2 separate regions of the Homo sapiens genome follow, and region 2 is linked to region 1. A link is a loop called in an ENCODE intact Hi-C map of the cell type or tissue named here. Cell type or tissue: mammary epithelial cell. All regions are shown on one strand.

Region 1 (8,000 bases):
ATTAGAAAAGAGTCCTCATTGGGCTCACACCTGTAATCCCAGCACTTTGAGAGGCCTGGCAGGAGGATCACTTGAGCCCAGGAGTTCAAGACCAACCTGGGCAACATAGCGAGACCTCGTCTCTACAAAACATAAAAATAAAAATATTAACTGGGCATGATGGTACATACCTGTAGTCCCAGAAACTTGAGAGATTGAGGTGGGAGGATCTCTTGTGCCCAGGAGATTGAGGCTGCAGTGAGCTGTGATTGTGCCACTGCACTCCAGCCTGGGTGACAGAGTAAGACCCTGTCTAAAAAAAAAAAAAAGTCCTGGCCTTGATGTTGCCATTGCCAACAAGAGCAGCTATTTGGGTTGAGGCCTTAATGAGATCATAACATGGTCAGAAAAATTCAAACGAGTCCAAAGGCAAAGGAATACAGACAGGTGAGAGAACAAACCTAAACAGATAACAGATTTATGCGGTTACTATACAAGGAGTGAAAAGGGAAAATCAGAAAAACTTTTTTGGCAGTACCCATCTTACTCCAGTCAAACACCAATAGAAAAACCCGACCCCACCCATTTCAGCAAGATGAGTGGGGACCTGATCCCCACCCCACCACCTTGCAGAAAGCACAGGGCAGCACTCTCATCCCCTGCTGGGGTAGTGTCAATGGGACAGAGCAGGGAGTTAATATTTCATCCTCTGCCCAGTGGAAGCATGTGGCACTCTCACTCTCCTGCCAGGTTAGTGTCACTAAGGTGGGGTGCAGATCTGATCTTACATACATCCCCCTGCCTGGAAAAAGCAGGCAGTCCTCCAATTCTTCCACAATGGTAGTATCAGGGAGGTCCGGTGTGAGCTGGGCCTCCACTCTACCTGGTATCAAAAAGACTGAACAATGCAGCAAAAGTCAGGGCCAGTCAGAAATCCACTTGCCTCCCACCCCTTGGGTCAGTGGGGCCCAGTGGGGCCCATCTAGAAGGAATGAGACTGAACAAGGCCACCACTTGGGTGTCAGTGGATCCCAGTTAGGACCTGAGAATCAAGCCACACATGGCATCAATGAGGCAGAATGAAGTGGCGGGAAACAGCTAGAGGACACACTGTTTTCCTCCACCCTTGCCATCAGCAGGGCCCAATAGGGAGCTGAGCTTCTGCTCCCACCCTGCAGCAACAGGCAGTGTGTCAGATCCTGCTTTTCCTCTCCCTCGCATCAGCAAGGCTCAGTGGAGATGACCTTACACATTGACATGTACTCAATGAGGCGGTGCAGATGTCCCCAAAGTCAAGGTGAAGTTGTATTTCTGTGCATTGGCACATCTCTTTGCCAGGGTGGTGAAAGCAGGAACCAGCAGGAAGCTAAGAGTACATACCCAACTAATCCTTGTGCTACATCTCAACAAGGTGTTACTCATACGAGTGGGTTTGATTGCTTGGCAGTGACTGTCCAATGACCAAAACCAAGGAGGACTTAACAAGAGGATTTTATTACTTGCAACAAGGAGGACACTGGGGATAATTCCTCAAAGCAGCACCTCCTGGAACGAAGGTGAAAACAAGGGCCTTGGTGGGGCTGGTTAGCCGAGTCATTGTATGTAGAGGTGGAGTAAAGGCAGCACAGGTGCAGTCGTGAACATGCTTCCGCATAGAAGGTGGCAAATAAGCTCCTCCCTGAGCAGGGTTTTAAGTATGCCAATGAGGAGAGTTGCCAAAGTCATCTCTAACTCAGGCATCTCTGGATCCAACTGTTTTTGTTTGTTTGTTTGTTTGTTTTGCTGGGGCTGATCTTCTTCATGGAACTTTTTGAAATAAGAACCCAAGGTGCAACAGTTAAAAATGGATACTTTTTCACAGTACTGACTCCATGTTAGAGAAAAGTTTATTTGTTTGAATATAATTATTACTTTGCTTGAGTTTGTAGATTATTCAGGAAAAACAGCCTCAGGAAACATGACCTTCAATAGAGATAAAAGAAAAGACGCTGACCAACAACTCTGGGACATGCTGACCAGCCTGATAAGAATATACGCTGATAGCGCCTGCAGAAGGCCACAAAACATTGACCAAGAAAGCAATGATTAACTGCCCACTCGAGACTGCACGCGTGCAAATGTTTTGATCATCATTTCCCCTAATTTCCCTTAAACCTCCCTGATCCAGAGACACAACTCGGTAAGGTGGTCTTTGAATCTTTGAATGCTAGTTCACTGCCTCCCCTAGGTTGCTGGCTTCTCAAGTAAAGCTACCTTTCCTTTTACCAAAGCTTGGCTTTTGAGCTTTTGGCTTTCAAATAACTAGTGGCCCAGGCCTGAGTTTGGTTACATACTCCAAAACCCAGGGACCCTGGGTTGCAAAGAGAGTGCCTACTGAAAAAGAAGATTAAAACTCAAAACGGAACAGCTGTGACTGAGCTGTGGCCTAGTGAAGTCATTGGACACTGTGATGATTCAGGCTATTTGGATGTCAGAAGACACGGATCAGGGCCAGGTAGAGTAGAAAATGCTGTTCTAGGGGGTGCTGATGGAGTCAGTAGACGTTGCCCTTGCTGTTGTTGGTGATTCACAGATACTGTGCTGGGGTCCAGTAGGGAGTCACAGAATAATAATGTGATGGAGGCTAATGATGATAGCGACAAGAGGCAGCCAAATGCCTAGGAAGATAGGGGTGGGTCCCTGGTGAAACCCCACCTTCAAGCTGAGGACAGTCCCAGGTAAAACCTTGGACCAGAGTGAAAACATCTGTTCCTGTTTGCCTGCCCCTCCCCTATTCTGAGCCCATGAAAGCCCCAGACTCAGACACATTGCAGCGGAGGGTGGGGGGTTGGGGGGCTTTCCTGCCTTCAGGTAGGGGGTCCACCCACGTATCCCCTCTCCACAGAAAGCTATTTCATCACTCATCCCTCAGTAAAACCCCCCACCTTGCTCACTCCTTGATAGCACATCCTCATTCTTCTTGGATGCTGAACTAGGGTTCAGGACCCACCTAGTGCAGGTACCCATAAAGGTTGTTGCACTGGCCCTTTGCCCTCGCCAGCAGAGGGCAGCCACCCCACATGACGGGGCCAGGAGCCAGCTGAGCTGCTAACACACCGCTGTTCAATGGGCTGTGGACAGCAGAACTAAAAGAGCTTATCCCACACTCACTTGCTCATGTGCTCCCTCCCACAAGGGGTTGAGTGGCACGGGCTGAGTAGAGAGGGTGCCCTTGCTGCGAGTCTGGCAAAGGGGCTGAGAGAAAATTCCTGTGTCAATGAGTTCATCATTAGCCCCCATCACACTATTATTCTGTAACAATAAGGCTAGTGACAATAAGGCTAAAAGTATTGGGTGCATCTGCTGAGCGCAATTGACAATCTAGAAAATGATAATAAAAGGCAGAGAGTTGTTAACAGGCAATGAAACCAAAGTGTTTCAGGGGTTATGTTGGGGGAAAATTGAAGGGGCGCAGAGGGTGTTGGGAGATCATATAGTGTCCTCAAATCCCTACTGTCCCCTGAACAGCATCTATTGTTTCCCCATTTTCTCCCAGCAGTCTGCTGTCCCGCTATTTCCTTCAGCACACCATTTGCTGAACTTCCCGTTTTCCTCCATCACGGTGTTTGTGGAAAACCTCATGAGGTCCTTTCACTGGGCCTCACTGTTATTAGAAAAGAGGGTCCCGATCCAGATTTCAATAGCAGGTTCTTGGATCTTGCACAGGAAAGAATTAGAGACAATTCACAGAGCACAGTGAAAGAAGCAAGTTTAGTGGAAACTATTCTGTTACAGAGTAGGGTGTCCTCAGAAAGCAAGAGGAGGAAAGCATTGTCCTTTGTTAGTGTCCCTACTTATAAGAAACTATAAGGAGCTAGAATTAAACTTGGAAAGTGCAGATGTGTTCACTATGGGTAGGAGCAATTGGTGTTATTAATGACCATTAATCCTTCAACCTAAACTTGCTCATTAATGTTATCTTTAAGCAAAGTGGGCTGCATGCTTAGGACATGTGGACATTCTGCTGGCTTGGTGGGAGATGCTCTGTATGGCCGTAAATATTCTGTATTTATAATTGATGGTCAACTTAGAATGTGGCTATTTTCAGAGCCTAAGTATTAACCCTATAGGTGCCTTGTGAGTGCCTAGTTACTCACTCCAAAATGGACTCACTCTAGTCACATTTGATTAAACCAGAGGCCCGGTAAGCAGGGATTCCTGTAACATCAAGATACCCCATTTGCTTTCAGCCCAATGTCTGTTGAACAACTCCCATGGTCACCGTGACCTACCACCCAGATCTCTCTTCAAGGAAAGATGGTTTCCCAGTTATCAGCTGACAGTATTCAGGACTGTAAATCCCTTAAGGAATTGCCTGAGATGCACGGAGCTACCATGCCCAAGATCATGCCCTTTCCTGGGGCAGTCCCCATCCAATGTCTGATCAAGTCTAGGGAATAAAAACTCAGCACAGCAAAGAGCCATTCTAGCTCCAAAGCTCCCTGCAGGATTGGCTAAGGCTGTCATTTGGTCTTCAGCACAGCTCAGCTTCTTCTGTTCACTCCAGCTTCCTTCCACTCTTTCCCACAGGTGTTTCTCCCAAGGGCCCTCCCTAATAAACATCCTGTACTCTAAACTCTTTCTCAGGGTCTGCTTCCTAGGGAACTCAACACATAACAATTAGTATCAGAAGTGCTCTGAGACAGCAAGCTGTGGATGAAATGGAGTTCTGGAACTACATCACCCACTGCCCATCTGAGAAAGAAGTCATCATTATTAGTAGCAGGTGGAGTGCAAACAGCTCCTGGAATAAATAAACAATTCAATTGTTAAAACTCTCACAGGTGGTGAACTGGGCTGGCTACTGGTGGAGGGGGATGCACATGGGGGAAATAGTAACAATCAGGCTAAAAGTTTTTGGTGCCTTTGCTGAGCTCAATTGACAGTCTACAAAACGACAATAAAAGGCACAGAGTGGTTAACAGGCAATGAAACAAAGTGTAAAAGCCTCAAGGGGCTTCCTTGGCAGCAGCATATGAAGAAGCTTTCATGTCCTGAAGTGGAAGGGCAAAGGACACTAAGGACAAGGCTCAGGACTTGGTCAGAGCAGTAGAGTACAAGGAAAGTGAAACTCTCAACTAAGGCAAATCTTCTATGCCAAGGTCAGGGCTCTGACTGGGAAAGGAAGCAACCTTGACACAGGGTACGTCTGGGTTGATGACCTCCAAAATCCTGAATCTCCAGATTCCTTTTATTCCAGTTATTATGGCTATGTTGCAAATTTCTCCAAAACTTAGTTATGTAAAACAACCATTTATTATGCCTACATATTCTGTGGGTCAGAAATTCAAGGACTTGCCTCGGCAGTTCTTGCTTAGGGTTTCTCTTGTGGTTGCATTAGATATTGGCTGAGGCTAAAGTCATCTGTAACGCCATCTGGTCCTGGAGTGTCCACTTCCAAGTTAGCTCATTCACATGGCTAGCAAGTTGGTACTGGCTGTTTATTGGCCAGGAGCCTCAGTTCTTCCCCGCATGGCTCTCTCCACAGGGTTGTTCTCACAGTGTGGCAGCTGGCTTCCCCCAGAGTGAATGATCTGAGAGGTCAAGGAAACAGCTGCAGTGGTTTCTATGACGTAGACTCAAGTGTACTGAATTGGTCATACAGGATCAAGTCCCTAACCAGCGTGAGAAGGGACTATACTAGGGCATGAATACCAGAAGGCAAGGGTTATTACGGTCCATCTTGGATGCTGGTTACCATATCTCTGAACACTGTAAGCCTGCAGAAGTGGCCCATCCCTCCCTGTTAAGGACTATCACACCCCTATGCTGAAGTACACTGCAGCCCCTCCACTGTGCCCCCATCAGGATCTACCCTCACTTCCCCTCTTTGCCACTATACCTATAAATAAGGTTAAGCCACGGGATAACCCACAGATATGTGCTGGGCATGAAAAGGGAGGAAAGAGGCTATACTGCAAAGGCGATGCAAGGCCTGGGCTGCATGTACCAACAAGAGCCGGAGGAGTACATATGGGGCAGAATTTTGAGGGTGCTTGATCAAGAGGGATTCTGAGGGCATTGGATCAAGAGGTGGTGGATGGGAAGAACACAAGAATGGGTAAAAGAGAAACACAGGATTTAACATCTTGGCAAGGACTTCAGGAAATGATGTAATTCACCACTGAGATGGTTCCTTGCAATATGGGGCAAGCAATAATCTGTGCTAAGGGATGTTGAAATGCCAGATTTGCCATGGCAGTTAGTGGGAGAAGGGATGAAAAGTCGCAGGGAAGTGGACCTGCTGGATACACTACCAGAAACTGGATAATTACACTCCACGAGAAGTCATATTTACAAAGGCCATTAAGAATTTTCAGGTGAGAGGGACACCGACATCACTAAGTTCAGTGGTGTCTCTCCTTTCTAGGTCAGGGCTGGCAATAGGAAAAGCTGTTACAGACTTTTGCTAACTGATTGCTTTGAGGATGATAGGACTGCAATGCAACAGAGGCGAGTTTCCAGACCTGAGCCACTTTCAGACCCAGAGCGCATTAATTGAAGAGGAGGTTGGTCCCAAGGAGAAAGGACACTATAGTACCACAGCAAGTATACATGATCCCTAGGGGAACACATGATTATATCAATGGATATACAGTAGGCATTGGGCACAAATTGGCAGTCATTCTCAATCAAAATTCAAACCAAAGCAGGAATATTAAAACCTTAAATACAATAGAGATCATTTACTGAAAGTCATCAAGAAACAGAACACTGAATTGAAAAATACTGAAGACGTCTCCACTGAAGAAACCAACAAGATAGGCTCCATAATCACCGTTACTTAGTATTGTTTTGACAGCTTTCACTACTGCAATAGAAATGAAAAGGTGTCTGCAGTGCTGTAGGGCAGGGAATATGGCTGTGCCCACTTGGCTCTTCACTGTGGGCATCATTATCTGGGGAAGGTGTCCATTCCATACAGAAGACAAAGGCACCTCCTGCCTCACAGAGCAGAGTTGTGAACTTATACCAGAGCAGCAGGCAGCAAGGGTGGGGTCCTCCTCTGGACAGGTTTTCTGGAGGGAAGTGTCTTTGGAGCTGGTACCTAGAGCTTGCAGCAATATTTAGAGAAGCAGAGGTGCCCCTCAGTGCATAGCAATGGTGTCAAGGGACCATTTGCTAAGAAGAGGATGGGAAAGAGCCAGGAATGAGAGCTTAGGAGATAACACTGGGGTAATTGTCAGGATGCTACATGCTGTTCTGGGATGAGAATACTAGGGAAAATGAGGAGAAGATACTATGACAGCACAGCCCACTCCAACTGTACTGGTGGCAAGTGGAGGCAGGGTTCTAAAAGCCCCTCTTAATAACTATCAGAACACACCCCAACCTCCAAAGGAAAATAGAAGCAGTTATTATTAATATCTAATATGGACAACTGGTGTTTTCTTAGTCTCTATATTTCCTTGGATTCTGCTCTTGCAGATACTGGAAATGAATCAGCACGCAAAAATGACAACACAAGAAAACGAAAACAAACAAAACAGGTGAGGCATGGTAGCTCACGCCTGTAATTCCCATACTTTAGGAGGCCAAGGCAGGAGGATCACTTGAGCCCAGGAGTTCGAGGTCAGCCTGGGCAACATAGTGAGCCCCCATCTCTACAAAAAATAAAAATAAAAATAAATTAGCTGGGTGTGCTGGTATGCACCTCTGGTCACAGCTCCTCAGGAGGCTGAGGCAAGAAGATTGCTTGAGCCCTGGAGGTCAAGACTGCACTAAATCATGATCATGTCACTGGACTCCAGCCTGGGTGACAGAGCAAGACCCTGTCTCAAACAAACAAAACAAAAACTCTGGCATGAAGGATCAGGTGTACTATTCATGGAGCACTTACTAGCTCCACTTCCAAGTGCTTTATGTGTATTAATTCAGTTTTGTTCTTACATCGAATCTATGAGGTATCTGGATTTGGGTCATTTAGAAGGCCTTTCCTCACAACTGTTAGAAAGGAATTCACGTATATTATATTCTAGTAC
Region 2 (8,000 bases), 210 kb after region 1:
TCTTTTTTTTTTTTTTTTCTGAGACACTGTCTCACTCTGTCATCCAGGTTGGAGTGCAGTGGCGCAGCCATGGTTCACTGCAACCTCTGCCTTACAGGTTCAAGTGATTCTGGTGCCTCAGCCTCCCGAGTAGCTGGGACTACAGGTGCATGCCACTAGGCCCAACTGATTTTTAAATTTTCAGTTGAGATGAGGTCTCACTATGTTGCCCAGGCTGGTCTTGAACTCCTGAGCTCAAGTGATCCCCCCATCTCAGCCTCCCTAAGTGCTGGGATTACAGGCATGAGCCACCATACTGGGCCTAGTTCTGCCTTTCATGTTCAGATCTATAATATCCTGTGAGTTGATGTTTGGTGGATAGTGTGCAATAGGGAACCAATTTTATTTATTTATTTTTCCCTATAGATATGCAATTGGGCTCAGATTTTTTTTTTTTTTTTAGACAGGGTCTCACTCTGTCACCCAGGCTGGAGTGCAGTAGTGCAGTCATAGCTCACTATAACCTTGAACAACTGGGCTCAAGTGACCCTCCCACCTCAGCATCCTGAGTAGCTGGGACTACAGGTACACGCCACCACATCCAGGTAATTTTCTTATTGTTTGTAGAGACAGGGTTTCACCATGTTGCCAAGGCTGGTCTTGAGCTCCTGGCCTCAAACAATCCTCCCGCCCCAGCCTCCCAAAGCACTGGGATTCCAGGCATAAGCCACCTCACCCAGCTCAGAACCACTGTTTTGAAAGGTCTGCCCTTCCCCATTGATCTGTAATAACACCTTGATCATAGACCAAGGGTCCATGCTGGGCATGCTGCTGTGCTTTCCATCCACCTTCATTTATCTGCTTGTCTATCCCTGCAGCAGTACCATGCTGTGCTAAGTTATATGTGCTCTGACATCTGGTGGAACAAGTTCTTCCAAATTTGCTTTTCTTTAAGAAGAACATCTATACAGTGTTCTTTTTTTTGAGACAGAGTCTCGCTCTGTCGCCCAGGCTGGAGTGCAGTAGCGTGATCTTGGCTCACCACAACCTCCGCCTCCTGGGTTCAAGCGATTCTCCTGCCTCAGCCTCCCCAGTAGCTGGGACTACAGGCGCCCACCACCATGCCCGGCTAATTTTTTTGTGTTTTTGTATTTGTATTATTTTGTATTTGTAGAGATGGGATTTCACTATGTTGGCCAGGCTGGTCTTGAACTCCTGACCTCATGATCCGTCCACCTCGGCCTCCCAAAGTGGTGGAATTACAGGCGTGAACCACAGCGCCCGGCCCATCTATGCAATATTCTAAGCCCACCCCTCACAGGTCCTAAAGTAAGAATCCAAATAGAAGCCACACACCACATATATTAATATTTACAAATTATTAATAAAACTAAAAATTTCCATCCCTTCCCTGGAACCCCAAGCAACCACCAATTATTTATTTATTATAGAGATGGAGTCTCACTATGTTGCCCAGGCTGGTCTTGAAGTCTTGGCCTCAAGTGATCCTTCCGCCTCAGCCTCCCAAAATGCTGGGATTACAGGCATGAGCCATCATGCCCAGCCAACCACTGATCTTTTATTCCCTCATCAGTTTCACCTTTTCCAGAAATGTCATATACTTGGAATCACAGTATGTAACCTTTTAAACTGGCTTCTTTCACTTAACAATATTCATTTAAATATCACCTGAGTCTTTTCATGGCTTAATAGCTAATTTCTTCTTTTTATTTTAGAACATCTTAAATTTTTAATCCTTATTTACAGGTTACCTCGACCACTTCTGATTGAGAAAACTAGCAGCCAAGTGCAATGGCTCACGCCTGTAATCCCAGCAATTTGGGAGGCCAAGGTGGAAGGATTGCTTGAGCCCAGGAGTTCAAGACCAGCCTGCACAACAGAGTGAGATCCCGTCTCTACAAAAAAATTAAAAATTAGCTGGGTGTGGTGGTTGCCCGCCTGCGGTCCCAGCTACTTGAGAAGCTGAGGTGAGATCTCTTGAGCCCAGGAGGTTGAGGCTGCGGTGAGCTGTGATCACACCCCTGCACCCCAGTCTGGATGACACAGGGAGACTATCTCTAAACAAAAGCATACAGGGTAAAATTTTAGCAAGTGAGGAATCTGGATAGAGGATATACAGTTCTTTGTTCTATTCTTACAAGTTTTCTGTTTGAAATTATTTCAAAATAAGCATTTTATTTTATTATTTATTTATTTATTTAGAGGCAGAGTCTCGCTTTGTCGCCCAGGCTGGAGTGCAATGGCTCAATCTTGGCTCACCGCAACCTCCGCCTCCTGGGTTCAAGCAGTTCTCCTGTCTCAGCCTCCAAAGCAGCTAGGATTACAGGCACACGCCACCACGCCTGGCTAATTTTTGTATTTTTAGTAGAGATGGGGTTTCACCATATTAGCCAGGGTGGTCTCGATCTCCTGACCTCGTGATCCACCCACCTCAGCCTCCCAAAGTGCTGGGATTACAGGCGTGAGCCACCGCGCCCAGCCTTATTTTATTTTATTTTATTTTTATTTTTTTGAGACAAAGTCTCGCTCTGTCGCTCAGGCTGGAGTGCAGTGGTGCGATCTTGGCTTACTGCAACCTCCACCATCTGGGTTTAAGAGATCCTTGTGCCTCAGCCTCCCAAGTAGCTGGGACTACAGGCACCTGCCACCATGCCTGGCTAATTTTTGTATTTTTAGTAGAGACGGGGTTTCACCATGTTGGCCAGGCTGGTCTCAAACTCCTGACCTCAAGTGATCCACCCGCCTCAGCCTCCCAAAGTGCTGGGATTACAGGCGTGAGCCACCGCGCTCAGCACAAAATAAGCATTTTAAAATGCAAAACAAAATATGGTGGAAAAGAGAAGAAATCCCCTATCTTGGAACTAAAGAATGCCTACAAACATACTTATTCTGTATGTCTACATATATGTACATAGGACTTCCATGTCAGCAGGTTTGGCTCAAGGGTTTCCTGGCCCTTCCTTGTACTCACAGTTTAGAGAAGCCCTCCGTGTCTGCAATGGGTTTGATGACTGGGCCCATCCACGGGTACTGAGGAAGGCAATGCCCAGAGGGCAGAGGCCAGTTAAGGTCCAAGGAGATGAGGTCTCCCTGAAGAATAGTTGGAGGACTAAAGAATGAGTGGGGCTTAGCCAAGTGACAGCTGGGGTTGGAGTGATAGTAACAGTTCCAGTTTCCTAAGAAGAGGGGCTTGTGATCTAGATGAGGTCCCTTTTTCTTCGGAGGGTTGGGGAGTTCATGGTATGAAAAGTATCTGAATCTCTAAATATTTGTGGAATAAATGGGTAAATGATCCTTTCATTCAAAATATACTTTAATGACAGAAAGTCATCAGACAGGGTCTTCTCTTCCTTGAAATCAAGATAAAAATAACGGCACTTCATGGTGCAGTGTTTTTCATTTCTTTCTGGAAAAGATATCTGTACCCTCTGCACATAAGTGGGTGCTTCTACTTTTTGGCTACAAGGGTTAAAATGATCAGTTATATATATATAGGCTAAATAAATTACTTTCTTGTATATTATTTTACACATAAGCACCCACTTATGTTCTAAAAATTCTTTTAATACAGATTTTTAAAAATTGCTCCAAGTGTTTTTAATCTTTTTGATGGGCATATATTTACTTCCTGTCTCTTGCCTTTTTGTTGTTGTTTGTTTGTTTGTTTTGAGACAGACTGGAGTGCAGTGGCGCGATCTCGGCTCACTGCAACCACCGCCTCCCGGGTTCAAGCAATTTTCGTTCCTCAGCCTCCCGAGTAGCTGGGATTACAGGCGCCCGACACCACACCCAGCTAAGTTTCGTATTTTTGTAGAGAGAGGGTTTCACCATGTTGGCCAGGCTGGTCCCGAACTCCTGACCTCAAATAATCCACCCACCTTGGCCTCCCAAAGTGCTGGGATTAAAGGCATGAGCCACCACACCCAGCCGCTTTTTCAAACTATATTTTCTCTTTCTGAAAAGAGAATATTCAAAATAAAAGAAACACGATAATGGTGTAAAATCTGGGAAATTAAAGAATGGAGTGAAATAAGCCATAATCTCTTTAGTAGTAATCATGGTTTACCATTGTGATATATTCCTTTTTAATGCATTTTCCTCTGAAGGCTTTATATGTCTCTATATCTTTTAAATACATTTTAAAATGAGAATAGGAATCTGAGGGGAATAAAAGCTGTAATATAAAATACGCGCAGGCTCATTCACATGATGGAAATGTTTTCCAGAGCCACTGGGTATTCTTAGAAACCATTTCTACCGCCGCCTAGACTAAAAGGAAGTGCAGACACCGTCAGTTGTTAGCTGACCGGCTGCAACTGGAACCTGAGAGCCCTTTGGCTGGAGTGTGGGAGGAGAGGAATTCTCGTTCCTGATTTGCTGATTGGTGTCTGCAGTGTCTTCTGTGTATGCCTGACTGTGGCTCAGAATACAGGGCCCTCTGCTGGGCTATGTGGAAAATTCCATCCAGGGAATTTTCTGGAAAGAACCGAGCCATGGAGAATGTAGGGGAAATATTCTAAGAACTAAAGAAAACAACTAAGTACTCATTTGACTTGATACAAGTTGGAAACTGCTTGGCAGATACAATATTGACGTGGTCAAATTAGAAAGCTCACCCCCCACACACACATCCACCCTCCTTTTTGTTATAAACATCTGAGATGTACTGCTGTGTGAAGTTTATTTTTAAAAGTTAATGACTAAAATGGGCCGGGCACAGTGGCTCACGCCTGTAATCCCAGCACTGTGTGAGGCTGAGGTGGGTGGTGGTGCACACCAGTCATACCAGCTACTCGAGAGGTTGAGAGGTAAGAGAATTGCTTGAACCCTGGAGGCGGAGGTTTTAGTGAGCTGAGATCGTGCCACTGCACTGCATCCTGCTAGACAGAGCGAGACTCTCTTAAAAAGAAAAAAAAGAGTTAGTGACTCAAATGGTACACTTTTATCATCACTCTGGAAAGCAAAACTGTGTAATTTTAAATATTCATACGTTTATTATCTTCAAAATCTAAATGAACTTTTGTTTTTTATTTGTTTTTATTATTATTATTATTATTATTTTGGGACAAGATCTCGCTCTGTCACCTAGACTGGAGTGCAGTGGCGCTATCATAGCTCACTGCAGGCTTGAACTCACAGGCTCAAGCCATCCTCTCACCTCATCATCCCCCCCACCAACTGCAGCCCCACCACCACCTCAGCTCCCCCACCAGTAGCTGGGACTACAGGCGTGCACCACCATGCCTGGCTAATATTTTTTATTATCTTTGTAAAGACGAGGATCTCCCTATGTTGCCCAGGCTGGTCCCAGACTCCTGGGCTCAAGTCATCTTCTGTCCTTGGTCTCCCAAAGTGCTGGGATACACCCATGAGCCACCGCACCCAGCCTGTTTTTTTTTTTAAATATTAAACTTCCTATCCACCTGGAGTAGTGTAAACTTGTTCTGTGATTTGGCAGTTTTCTTCTCAGAATCACTTGTCTCTAGCCACATGTTGGAGCAGAGAATGTCATGAAACCATTGGTTTAGGTGCTGGGTGTAGGCTCATTCTTTGCTCCTCATATAACCTAGTTAGTTAAGATATTAACAAAAGAGAAGAGGGTAATATCTAAATATAGACTTTTATATAATGAGATACTAATACATCCATTAAAACAAATGCACTCACTTGGAAAGATGCCATTATTTTACTGCCAAGTGAATAAAAATAGCTTGCAGAGCAGTAAGTACTCACTGATCTCATTTTCCTTAAAAAAATTATCTTGGTATAAGATCAGCAAAATGTTCCAAAGCACATGCAAAGAATTAAAATTTTGGGGGGCCTAATTCATTGCTTTTTTTTCGTGACTTCTAATTTGTCAATTATAAAAATATTTTCCCTGGCTGGGCGTGGTGGCTCATGCCTGTAATCCTGGCACTTTGGGAGGCCAAGGCAGGTGGATTGCCTGAGCTCAGGAGTATGAGACCATCCTGGGCGACATGGTGAAACCACATCTCTACTAAAAATACAAAAAAAAAAAATTAGTCAGGCGTGGTGGTGGGCACCTGTAGTCCCAGCTACTTGGGAGGCTTAGGCAGGAGAATTGCTTGAACTCAAGAGGCCAAAGTTGCAGTGAGCCGAGCTTGAGCCACTGCACTCCAGCCTGGGCGACAGAGCGAGACTCCGTTTCCAAATATATATATATATATTTTTTTTCCCCTAGTTTTAACGTAATACTCCCAAGTTTGTTGATTGGTTTTATTTTTTATTTATTTATTTTTTTTGTTTTACATTCAAAGCTTCTATCCAGATGAAATTTATTTTGGCATGAGGAGTAAGATAGACATTGAATTTTCTTTTTTATTTCCCCAAGTAACTGCTAGGGGACCCTAGAAATAATTGAAAGTTATTTGAATTTCTCAGGAAAATAGCACTTTGAAGTTCTCAGTTAGTGAAAGCTTTCAAAGGAAGAAAATTTTCAGAACCCTTTAAATATTGCACTTAACTGGGCATGATGGCTAGCACCTGTAATCTCAGCTACTCCAGAGGCTGAGGTAGGAGGACTGCTTGAACCTGGGAGGCAGAGGTTGCAATGAGCCGAGATCAAGCCACTACGCCAGCCTGGGCAACAGAGGGAGACCCTGTCCGTGAATTAGGTCAGTCTTGCATTGCTATAAAGAAATACCTGAGACCGGGTAATTTATAAAGAAAAGAGGCTTAATTGGCTCACAGTTTTATACAGGACTGTACAGGAAGGAGCCTGGGGAGGCCTCAAGGAGCTTTTACTCATGACGGAAGCCAAAGTGGGAACAGGTATCTCACATGGCAGAGCGAGAGCAAAGGGTGGGGAGGTGCCACACACTTTAAACAACCAAATATCTCGTGAAGTGAACCCACTCACTATAGCGAGGACAGCACCAAGCCATGAAGGATCTGCCCCCATGACCCAATCACCTCCCACCAGGCCCTACCTCAAACATTGAGGATTACAATTCAACATGAGCTTTGGCAAGGACATATATTCAAACTATATCACCCCATCTCTAAAGAAAAATTTGTAAGTAAATAAGTAAAAATAAATATTTGCACTTTTTTTTTAAAGATGCCCAGGCTGGAGTGCAATGGCGTGATCTCGGCTCACTGTAACCTCCGCCTCCCAGGTTCAAGCGATTCTCCTGCCTCAGCCTCCCGAGTAGCTGAGACTACAGGTGCCCGCCACCACACCCAGCTAATGTTTATACTTTTAATAGAGACGGGGTTTCACCATGTTGGCCAGGATGGTCTCGATCTCTTAACCTCATGATCCGCCCGCCTTGGCCTCCCAAAGTACTGGGATTACAGGCATGAGCCACAGCACCTGGCCGGTTTTTCTTTGTAGTTTTAGTAGAGACAGGATTTCACCATGTTGGTCAGGCCAGTCTCAAACTCCTGACCTCAGGTGATCCGCCTGCCTCGGCCTCCCAAAGTGCTGGGATTACACATGTGAGCCACTGCGCCCAGCCTTATCTCAACTTTTTATATTGATTACATGGTGAAATGATAACATTTTGGATATAATGGATTAAATAAAATATATTAAATTATTTTAAAAAATCAGTAGTTTGCGGAAAGGCACTTTGAGATCTTGTAAACATTCTGTTCCTCATCAAATTTTCAATGTATTCATTTATTTATATCAGTATGGACTCATGGTTCCCTATTTTATTCTATGAGTTATAGGTTATTTTTTATTTTAAAAAATTTATATTCTTTTCATCACATAAATTGGGATAGCGATGGAGAAGAATGAAGTACTGCAGCAGATCTGAATAGTCATACAAGTGAGTATGTAGAATATATGTTAGTTACCCCAGAGCATGAAGAGTGAAATTCTCATGAGCTAAACATTCACATGATGGATTTTACGGTGTTACTGTAAGTCCACCTAGCATTTCCAGTTGAGCACATCCTTCCTAGGTGAAATGATAGAAAGAATAACAAACCCTTGAGTGCTAGCTCTGTATCAAGTGCTGCCCTAAGCG

The links. A loop is a pair of places that touch in the nucleus more often than their neighbours do. Peaks named below come from ENCODE experiments on the same cell type or tissue, not always from the same donor. Only the 100,000 strongest peaks of a DNase experiment are listed, where the experiment ranks them.
Region 2: a loop joins it to region 1, with 22 times the contacts of the local background. A loop is called at or near these places in 5 of 110 quality-filtered maps.

The regions. Positions count from the first base shown.
Region 1 is chrX:47,746,911-47,754,910 of GRCh38, reverse strand. No RefSeq gene overlaps it. Among named protein-coding and RNA genes, the nearest start is that of ZNF81, 86 kb to the left of the region's middle. RefSeq lists enhancers at 2,912-2,961, 3,022-3,101, 5,515-5,714. In mammary epithelial cell, a CTCF peak has its summit at 3,018 (motif pointing right); no DNase peak of the experiment used is centred here.
Region 2 is chrX:47,537,691-47,545,690 of GRCh38, reverse strand. No RefSeq gene overlaps it. Among named protein-coding and RNA genes, the nearest start is that of ARAF, 20 kb to the left of the region's middle. RefSeq lists an enhancer at 4,207-4,501. In mammary epithelial cell, a CTCF peak has its summit at 4,435 (motif pointing left); a DNase peak (open chromatin) is centred at 4,360; H3K27ac peaks cover 392 bases.